3 separate regions of the Homo sapiens genome follow, and all the other regions are linked to region 2. Evidence: chromatin contacts called from ENCODE Hi-C or POLR2A ChIA-PET data. All regions are on one chromosome and are shown on one strand. Each heading gives the region's core, a stretch centred on a gene start or an enhancer-like site at or near the end of the contact. The rest is flanking DNA. Distances are from core to core; before and after follow the strand shown.

Evidence for each region. A loop is a pair of places that touch in the nucleus more often than their neighbours do. ChIA-PET counts read pairs that join two places held with the same protein, here RNA polymerase II (POLR2A). Pooled maps may share reads with other maps.
Region 1: a loop to region 2 is called in a pooled map, with 2.6 times the contacts of the local background. The contact joins two enhancer-like sites. A Hi-C loop is called at or near these places in 1 of 37 single-sample maps with no recorded cell type and 3 of 50 pooled maps. POLR2A ChIA-PET finds 5 or more read pairs at or near these places in 1 of 52 experiments (A549).
Region 3: a loop to region 2 is called in a map with no recorded cell type, with 5 times the contacts of the local background. The contact joins two enhancer-like sites. A Hi-C loop is called at or near these places in 2 of 37 single-sample maps with no recorded cell type and 3 of 50 pooled maps.

What each region holds. Positions count from the first base shown.
Region 1 is chr10:3,622,564-3,625,437 of GRCh38, reverse strand. All of the region lies in intron 1 of LOC105376360 (a long non-coding RNA gene), which reads right to left. Among named protein-coding and RNA genes, the nearest start is that of LINC02669, 120 kb to the right of the region's middle. Within about 2 kb of position 1,502, at least 7 of the 41 ENCODE cell types and tissues checked have a DNase peak (open chromatin) inside an H3K27ac peak, as active enhancers do.
Region 2 is chr10:4,174,673-4,177,372 of GRCh38, reverse strand. No RefSeq gene overlaps it. Among named protein-coding and RNA genes, the nearest start is that of LINC00702, 68 kb to the left of the region's middle. Within about 2 kb of position 1,365, at least 2 of the 41 ENCODE cell types and tissues checked have a DNase peak (open chromatin) inside an H3K27ac peak, as active enhancers do.
Region 3 is chr10:3,476,427-3,479,127 of GRCh38, reverse strand. The region is part of intron 3 of LINC02669 (long intergenic non-protein coding RNA 2669); the gene reads left to right. All of the region lies in intron 1 of LOC105376360 (a long non-coding RNA gene), which reads right to left. The region is part of intron 1 of LOC124902538 (a long non-coding RNA gene); the gene reads right to left. Among named protein-coding and RNA genes, the nearest start is that of LINC02669, 25 kb to the left of the region's middle. Within about 2 kb of position 1,272, at least 4 of the 41 ENCODE cell types and tissues checked have a DNase peak (open chromatin) inside an H3K27ac peak, as active enhancers do.

The DNA.
Region 1 (2,874 bases), core at 253-2,752, 550 kb after region 2:
GAAAACTCAAAGTAAGTTTTCTTAAAAATAAAATAAGACATTTTTGTTCTAAGAAGATTTGGAAGGTCCTGAAATACCCAGTAATTAAAATTACTCAGAGAGAATTACATAATCTAACAGATGCAATTTTTATATCTGTGCTTCATTAATCTAGTGTTCCTTGAGCACACACTACCACATTACCGTTTGCTGAGGACACATTTCAAGCTGTCAAAGATTAATTAGGTAAATCATCACTAGTATTTTAGGATAATAATTTGTTTTCTTTACACTCTTCTTAGGTAGCTAAATGATAATCTCCATTGGTCTTTTTCACAACACTCTGGGCTAAGTTTTTTTTTTATTTTTTAATGTAAGCCTAGTGCTCTGGAATAATTACCAGGACTTCTCAAGATGCCTGCTTTTCCTACAGCTGACTTGCAACAATTTATAGAAACTTACAAATAAGCTACATACCAGGGAAAGCTCTGTGCCCAACACACCAAAGCATCAAATAAGCTTAGTACCAGTGAGACTCTGAGCCCAATATACCAAAAAGTACCGAGTCTGGCTTCAAAAAGTGTAACATCTCAAATCAGTGCCTGGAGTATTGAAAGACATTGTTTTTTAATTTTGTGATTTTAAAAAACTTTTCCCCTGAATGCTAGGGAATTGATCTGAGAATCATCATCTCAATGCATTTCCTGAGGAATTCTTTGGGAGCAGGAATTTGTCAGACTTTAATGCAAATGGGCAGTGCCTGCAAGTTCTTGCCCCTTATTTATTATTCGCTTTAGTATAATGTCGATGTTCAGAGTGTGCTTTGGTAGGAATTTGGTGGCATTTCCTCCATGCCTCAGTGTGTTAGTCAAAGCCCCACGGCTTTTCAAACCACGTCAGATCCTCCACTTGCACGTCGTCTTGTGCAAAACCTGTTTCCCTCTTACTCAGTGGTTCAGCCTGTTCCCATTCTACAGCTCTTACAGCGAGTTCCAAAAACTAGTTTCTCAACGCAGATAGAATGGAAAAGAGCAGCAACAATAAAGATTTATCATTAAGGACTGTGATGGAAGTTTACTTCATCTCCACTTAAACAAACAAAATAGTAAACCAATTGATTTGGTAAATCAAGCCATTGATTCTTATCATCAAATAAATCTTTATTGTCTTAATTACCTAATATCACTTGTATCATTGTGAATTTGCAATTTTAGCTCTGCTGTATAGAACATGATACTGCTGCCAAAACGCTTTACACAGTAATTCAGTGAAAGAGCGTTCACAAAGCATGTTTTCAAAGTATTCTTTATGGATTCTTCTAAGAGTGAAATTCATGTTTATGGAATTATATGGTCTCTCATAAACTTTTCCCTCCTTCCTCTATTTATAGTGGACAAATTTTGCCAAGCCTGGGTCAAGAACTATGTCAAATATTCGAACGATGTTGCAGTGTTGAATTCCTCAACACAGACCAGCTCCTCGGCTTTGGTTTCGTAACGGTTGTGTCCTCATGAATTGAAGGTTTATGCTTCTATTTTGAACCAATCTGTTAGACTCATTAGCATTCTCGTTCACTTGCCCTACATAGCTGGAGCTGTTTCCCTCTTTAGGTGTGAGAGCAACAGCTGTGGAAAATATTCAAATTATACTGGTGACCTTGTTAACAAGGAACTTGCGAGCACATTTGCCTCCACTGGAACTGTAATTTATAAAAATATAATTTAGCCACAGAGCTAGTAAAATGGGTTAACAATTATTTTTATTGTGTAGGCCATTTCGTTGTTTCTTTCCATATTTGTTATTGAAATTACAGTAATAAGAACAAAGCATTTTACCATTCTCATTACATGCCACACAACCCGAGCAGTGATTTAAAGAAAAAAAAAATTGAGTGCAGGATGTGATGTTAGCAGGGAGCACCTCTGCGATGCTGACATCCTCCTGGCACTCTTTCTGACTCATTATCCAGTTCCCTGATTTATCTAGAAACCTTGCACCAAGTTAAAAATATTTTGGTTTAGATATAACTGATATTGTCTCCTTCTGGCTCAGAAACTTCCCACCAGTCCTTTTTTGCCTTTTGAAAAGCAGATGAACCCTGTGTGGCTTTGGAGGTTTCCTGCAATGTAGTTCCACCAGCTGGTGCAGCCATTGCCTCTGTACAAGAGCTCCTGGGCTCTGACAAACAGAGTGACTGCTGCTCCCCCTAGCACCAGCCTTTCCGGGCCATCTGGCCTCAGATACTGGCATTGCTCATCCTTGGGGATCTCTTCTCCTTCTAATGACCATCCCACTTGAAGGATCATCTGAAGGCCAACTCCTGCATTAAGAGTTTCCCCATGCCCTCCCACATAACTCCATCTGTGCCCCACTGAAGGCACATTCATTATGCACCTCATTTCATCTGAACTCTCTGGTAGTCCCTTTTTATACTTCTCTTGTGATTCAGGTTTCATAACTCTTGAGGGCAAAGACTCTTTTACTCATCTGTCCCTTTACTCTGTAAGCTAGGTCCACAATAAATGTTCATTAACTTAAATTCTAAAACTTCATTTTGTTGGATAAAGAATAACCACAGAATGGAGACAAAAAATCTCACTTGCAGAATATGGTATTTTCTCTGTTCACCAGAAGTGTATTGCTCCAAATGCACTGAGAGTGTTGGAGGTTAGGACTGACAACATTTTTCCAAAAGCACAGCACAGATGGGCTCAAAAAGCAAAATAGGAGACCAGCAATCTATTCACAGAGCACTTTCACCTTGGACTTCTTAGAACTCTTGACTGCCACCCACTGCTTTCCGTTGTTAAATTACCCTTTTCAGCTACAGTCATTCATTGCTTAATGTTGGGGACATGTTCTGGGAAATGTGCTATTAGGTGATTTTGTCATTGT
Region 2 (2,700 bases), core at 116-2,615:
CAGGCTCAGTTGGTTCCAGGTATATACACACATGTGCGTGTACATACACATGTACACGCACATGTGCACCTATACACACAAATATGTGCACATACACTTGTGTACACACATATACACACAAGTATGTGCACATATGCACATGCTCACACATCCACATATATACACAAATATATGCACATACACATATGCACATACACACACATCCACACATATACTCACAAATATGTGCACTTACACATGTACACACATATACTCACAAGTATGTGCACATATGCACTTGCACACACTCATGCACACATGTACACACAAGAATTGCACATAGCCACATGCACACACTCATGCACACATGTACACACAAGTATTGCACATAGCCACATGCACACACTCATGCACACATGTACACACAAGTATTGCACATAGCCACATGCACACACTAATGCACACATGTACACACAAGTATTGCACTTAGCCACATGCACACAAAGACAGGCAGGCCATTTCATGCCACCTTCTTCTAGACTGTCAAGGACACAGTTATTTTTTTTTCATCCAGTTTGGCTTCTTCATCAAAATATTTTTAACAAAAAATTCATGATTCATCTTTTTTAAGTTTCTTTTTTTAAAAAAATTTCAGTTCCCCATTCACTTTAATCTGGTGATTTTTCAGAAACGAATGAACTAGCCACACTGCATCTCCTCTCATGCCAATTGTCCTTGGAGTCTTTTTTTTTTTTTAGAGAAGGAGTCTCACTTTGTCTCCCAGGCTGGAGTACAATGGCACAATCTCGGCTCACTGCAACCTCCGCCTCCTGGGTTCAAGTGATTCTCCTGCCTCAACCTCCCGAGTAGCTGCGATTACAGGCACATGCAGTGATGCCTGACTAATTCTTGTATTTTTAGTAGAGATGAGGTTTCACCATGTTGGCCAGGCTGGTCTCGAATCCCTGACCTCAAGTGATCTGCCCGCCTGGACCTCCCAAAGTGCTGGGATTACAGGCGTGAGCCACCGCGCCCAGCAGTCCTTGGAGTCTTTGATCTGTGCACTAAAGAACTGGCAAAGCCAATAATGTTCTCTCTCCCTTTGAGGATAAGAATTCTTTGGTCCACCCAGAATTTGTGTGGTCTTGCAGCTTCTAAAAACAAGTGGGAGGAAGAACAATGAAAACCTAGACACTGCTGTTTACCAAGTGTTCTTTGAATAGCATCCTGATTGGCTGCACACTGGTTTAACTTTCCCTCTTTGAAACTTCTGCTTCTGAATCACCAAAATAACAACCCGAACTTGGTGTTCTAGGGCCCAGCAGCAGCCTGAAGCCCTGGCCACTGTCTGTTCCCCTTCTTATTCCACATTTCTCTGTCTCCCTCACACCATCTGCTGAACTCGAGTCTGAGGGGACACTTATTTCTAAACCCAAGTCATGTCTATGGTAACAGAAGAAGCTGAGCAGGGGCCAGCTGAAGCTGTTGTCACTCATTCCTCTCAAGGCTGGGGTCCCTCATCTCCCTGTCCTACCTTCTATGGGTGTAAGGTTGCAACTCAGGCCCACATGGAGGTCTGTGGAATAATCTTGGATGTCCTCCTCCAACCCTCAGCTGTCAGGTGGCCTGAGCTGCTCCAGGCCAGTGGTTCTCAACCTTGACAGCCCGCTATAATCCCAATGTCCAAGCCACACCAAGACAGGGACAGGACACATGTGTCTGCACTTTGTTGTCAGCGTCTACACATGCCAGCTCTGGAGTCAGACAGGCCTAACTTTAAATTCATGCTCTGTCACTTCTGAGCAAGCAGCAACTTCTGTCATGATGCAATTATTCTCTATGAAAGTGGTTCTACCACCTTAAAAATGGAAAGATTAACTCACGAGTTTATAAATAACAAGGCTTAAAACAATCCAAAATATAAAAAACCGAAAATGAGAGAGAATGGATGGGGAGATATATTTTAAAATACCAGTGTATGTAAGCGGGGTTTCCATAAATTCAATCTAACCATGGACATATTCAAAGGCACATGGACTTGTAGGAACATTTTCTAGAAAGTTTAAGTGCAGAATACGTGAAGCCTGTCAGAAAGTTTAACAGCACACACACAAACACAACAAAACATACTTGTTGTTTTCACTGGGTTTTTGACAAAATCATTTTGGGCAAGGCGTGAAGGTGACATGGGGCAGACAGAAAACAAAATTGCTCTGTTCCACGGTTTTTAAATCTTCTTCACCAGAGAGAATAACCTCCCCAATTGGGAGAGGTGAGGTTAACCTGTTCACATGGGCTGGATCAGGGCTTGCACGTCAATGTTTCCAGAAACACAAGGCCCTGTGCTGCCTCGGGAACCTCCACGTGTGCAGGAAACTGACGATTCTTTGGGAAAGGAAGAAGTGCCACAGACTGGCTGTTTTCCTGATTTTCACGGAGAAATTCTGGTGTTGAGCCTGGACAAAATTCTACAGCAGTTTATGACGCACATACAATAATTTATTGAGGTTTGCAAAAAACAGAAGGTTTTGCTAAGAATGTATGTAGAATGATCACTCTTTTGAGATCGCAATACCAGGCATGCAGCATCATCTCTCCTTCTTTTTTTTTTTTTTTTGTTTTGTTTTGAGATGGTCTCGCTCTGTCACCCAGACTGGAGTGCACTGGTGCGATCTCAGCTCACCGCAACCTCCGCCTCCGAGGTTCCAGCCACTCTCCCAC
Region 3 (2,701 bases), core at 23-2,522, 700 kb after region 2:
AGAGCAAGGAAGGAAATGGAGCTGCCAGCACTCAGTGGGACATGGAGCTACGGAGAAGCAGCCGACCAGCGGTGGCCACTAACACCCTGGATGGACACAGGGGCTGCCCGTGCGCTAATGCTCCAAGAGCAAAGAGAAAATACCACATCCTCCCTCTTCTCCGTCCTCCTGTCTCCAGCCAGTGACTTTCATTGGCCAACCCCACAGGAAGGCAGCCAGCCAGGGAGCTGGTTAGTACCATCCTTTAGGGTCAGCCTCCCAGGACAAGATCAGGACATCAGTCATGGAGAATGGGTGAGAGGCAGGGGATGGAGTGGGAAAAACCCAAAACCTGTTGATTCTCAGTATAATCAGCTGGCAGAAGGTTGGGCCATTGGGAAAGGAATCATCAGATGTTGAGTTTGCTCAGATGTAACCTTGACTTAGGAAAAGTTCCTTTTGGAATATCAGCTCCAGGGAGACTGGTTGCTGTCATGTTACTCAAGGATGAACCCCCATCAGTTCCAGCAATGCCTGGCACAGCTTACGGGCTTCATTAGTGAATTAATTAATTAAACATTTAACATGTCTTTGAGTAAAAAAAAAAGTGTTGGGTGTTTTGTGAGGGCTTCTGATAGAACAGTAGTTTGTCCATGTTTTCCCACTTTCATGGGGGCGGAAGTCACCCTGGATGAGTGGGATTTATAAAGGCCATGCCTCCAAATGCATGAGAAACATGAGGCTGCAAGGCTGCCTCTGAGACTGGGAGTGAAACCCTCCTCTCTGGGTCTGTATCTTCTCTCACTTCTACATCCTCTTTCCCAGAAGTATAAATTATGATGCTCATTGAACCCTCCCAGCCTCCTCCAAATTTAGAATTTTAGAATCATTTTATTTTAAGAAATGTCTTTTAAGGTGAGCAAATTCACATCATCAATACATGTTGGCTTTAACCTTCAGATCCGGTCACAGCATTTCTGATTAAACTTCTTACCTCCCTGCTACACCAAGCCTTTGAAATATTATTTTACAAAATAGTTGCTGTTGGACATAAATAGAATTTCTCTCCTGCTCTATTCTGTGTGGCTTACTCGTATATCTTCTGTGTCCATTTCCACCATTTCCTCATTCTACCTGATGAAATCTATGCTATGGGAAGACAGGCATTTTTGACTCCTTTGTTTAACAACGTATCTCAAAGAACTAGAACAGCAGCTGACTCATATAAGTGAGCAACAAAAATGTGTTACACAAGTGAAAGGTTTCAGTGTTTACGCCACTTGAGACATTGCCCTAGATGCAGTGGGTGTTACTGTGAGAAATCATAGCCTCAACCTTTGAAATACTTGTAGTCTAGCATAGCACAGAAGAGCAGGGACTTTATTCTGAATTATCCTCTAGCTCTCACAAGAAAAAAAGAGGTGAGGAGAAACATCAGAAGAGGAGAGAAAATAAATTACAATGAGTTACCTTATTTTCCTGTAGGTATTGGGCATTTGCACTCTCTTCCTGTGAAATATATATGTATAATTGTTACTTTGTAATATTTTCACATTCATTTATAAAAGTAAAGATGTCCATTATATTTATATATCACTCTGTTACATATATTGTGAGGATGTTTTTTCTGATTCATCATGGATCACATACTTTGTTTTCCATATCAATTGCCGTAAATGTTTATTAACGAACTCGTAAATAATCATATCTGTCAACATGGTTTTAGAATGAGAGAAAATATAAACAGAGAAATGTGCCCCTGGTGGGGAAAAAAGAAAAGGAGAAAGAAAAGAAGGCTCTGTAGGTTTATGTGCGATGCTTCCAAAACCCCACAAATGGAGCTGCTCACCAGCCGTCCTGCAGTGCCTGTCCTGGGGCCCTGTGGTCACCAGAGGGTCCATGTGGGGTAAATCCTACTGTGAAACTGGGCTCACTCTCTCTGCGGCTCCCATCTGCCCTATTCTACCCATGTCTCTGCTTCTGCTATTGCTGTTTTCTATGCCTGAATCCTCTTCTTCTCTCCCATCTCCTGTTTGCCTGGCAAACTCCTACTCATTCCTCAATGCCCACTCACCCACCCTTTTTGCTGTGAGAGCTTCCCGGCTCACTGATCTTTTAAGATCTTGCTACTACTATGGTTGATAAGAACAACAGCTTACACTTCCCGAGGATTTGTAACGTGCCAGTACCTGGAATGAATCAATGTCTTTATGCATTTCTCTACACTAAGTCCTCAGAGTACAGAAACCACAGCACAGAGAAGTGAAGTGCCCAATTCAGCCCAAGTACACTTTGTCATTTCTCCCATGTATCTCTTTACCCATTAACTTTTGAGGGAAAGAACCGCGTTGCTCATTTCCTCGTATCTTCAGATCCCTGTACAAGCTGAACGCTTACCGGATGTGTAATAAGTATTCATTGAAGAGTTGGGTAATTACTCTCTTGAAATCCTGGGTATCTCATCCCAACTACTCCCCCATCTGCGAGGTACCTGTTAAATTATTTTATGCCAAGGTGAAAAAAGTAAAGGTTTTGGCGTTTGAAAAGAGGGTTGAATACAAAATGTAATGCTTAGCCTAAGATAAGTGGTAGAATTTTAGGTCAGCGTCACCCTGGAGGATGCTTTCTGGAATCCTTCAATTTACACAGCTGAGTGGATTCCTTAAAAGTGCTGTGGTTCGGAGGCTTAAGAGTGGAGCAGGGCCCTCCTGCTGGCGGGAGC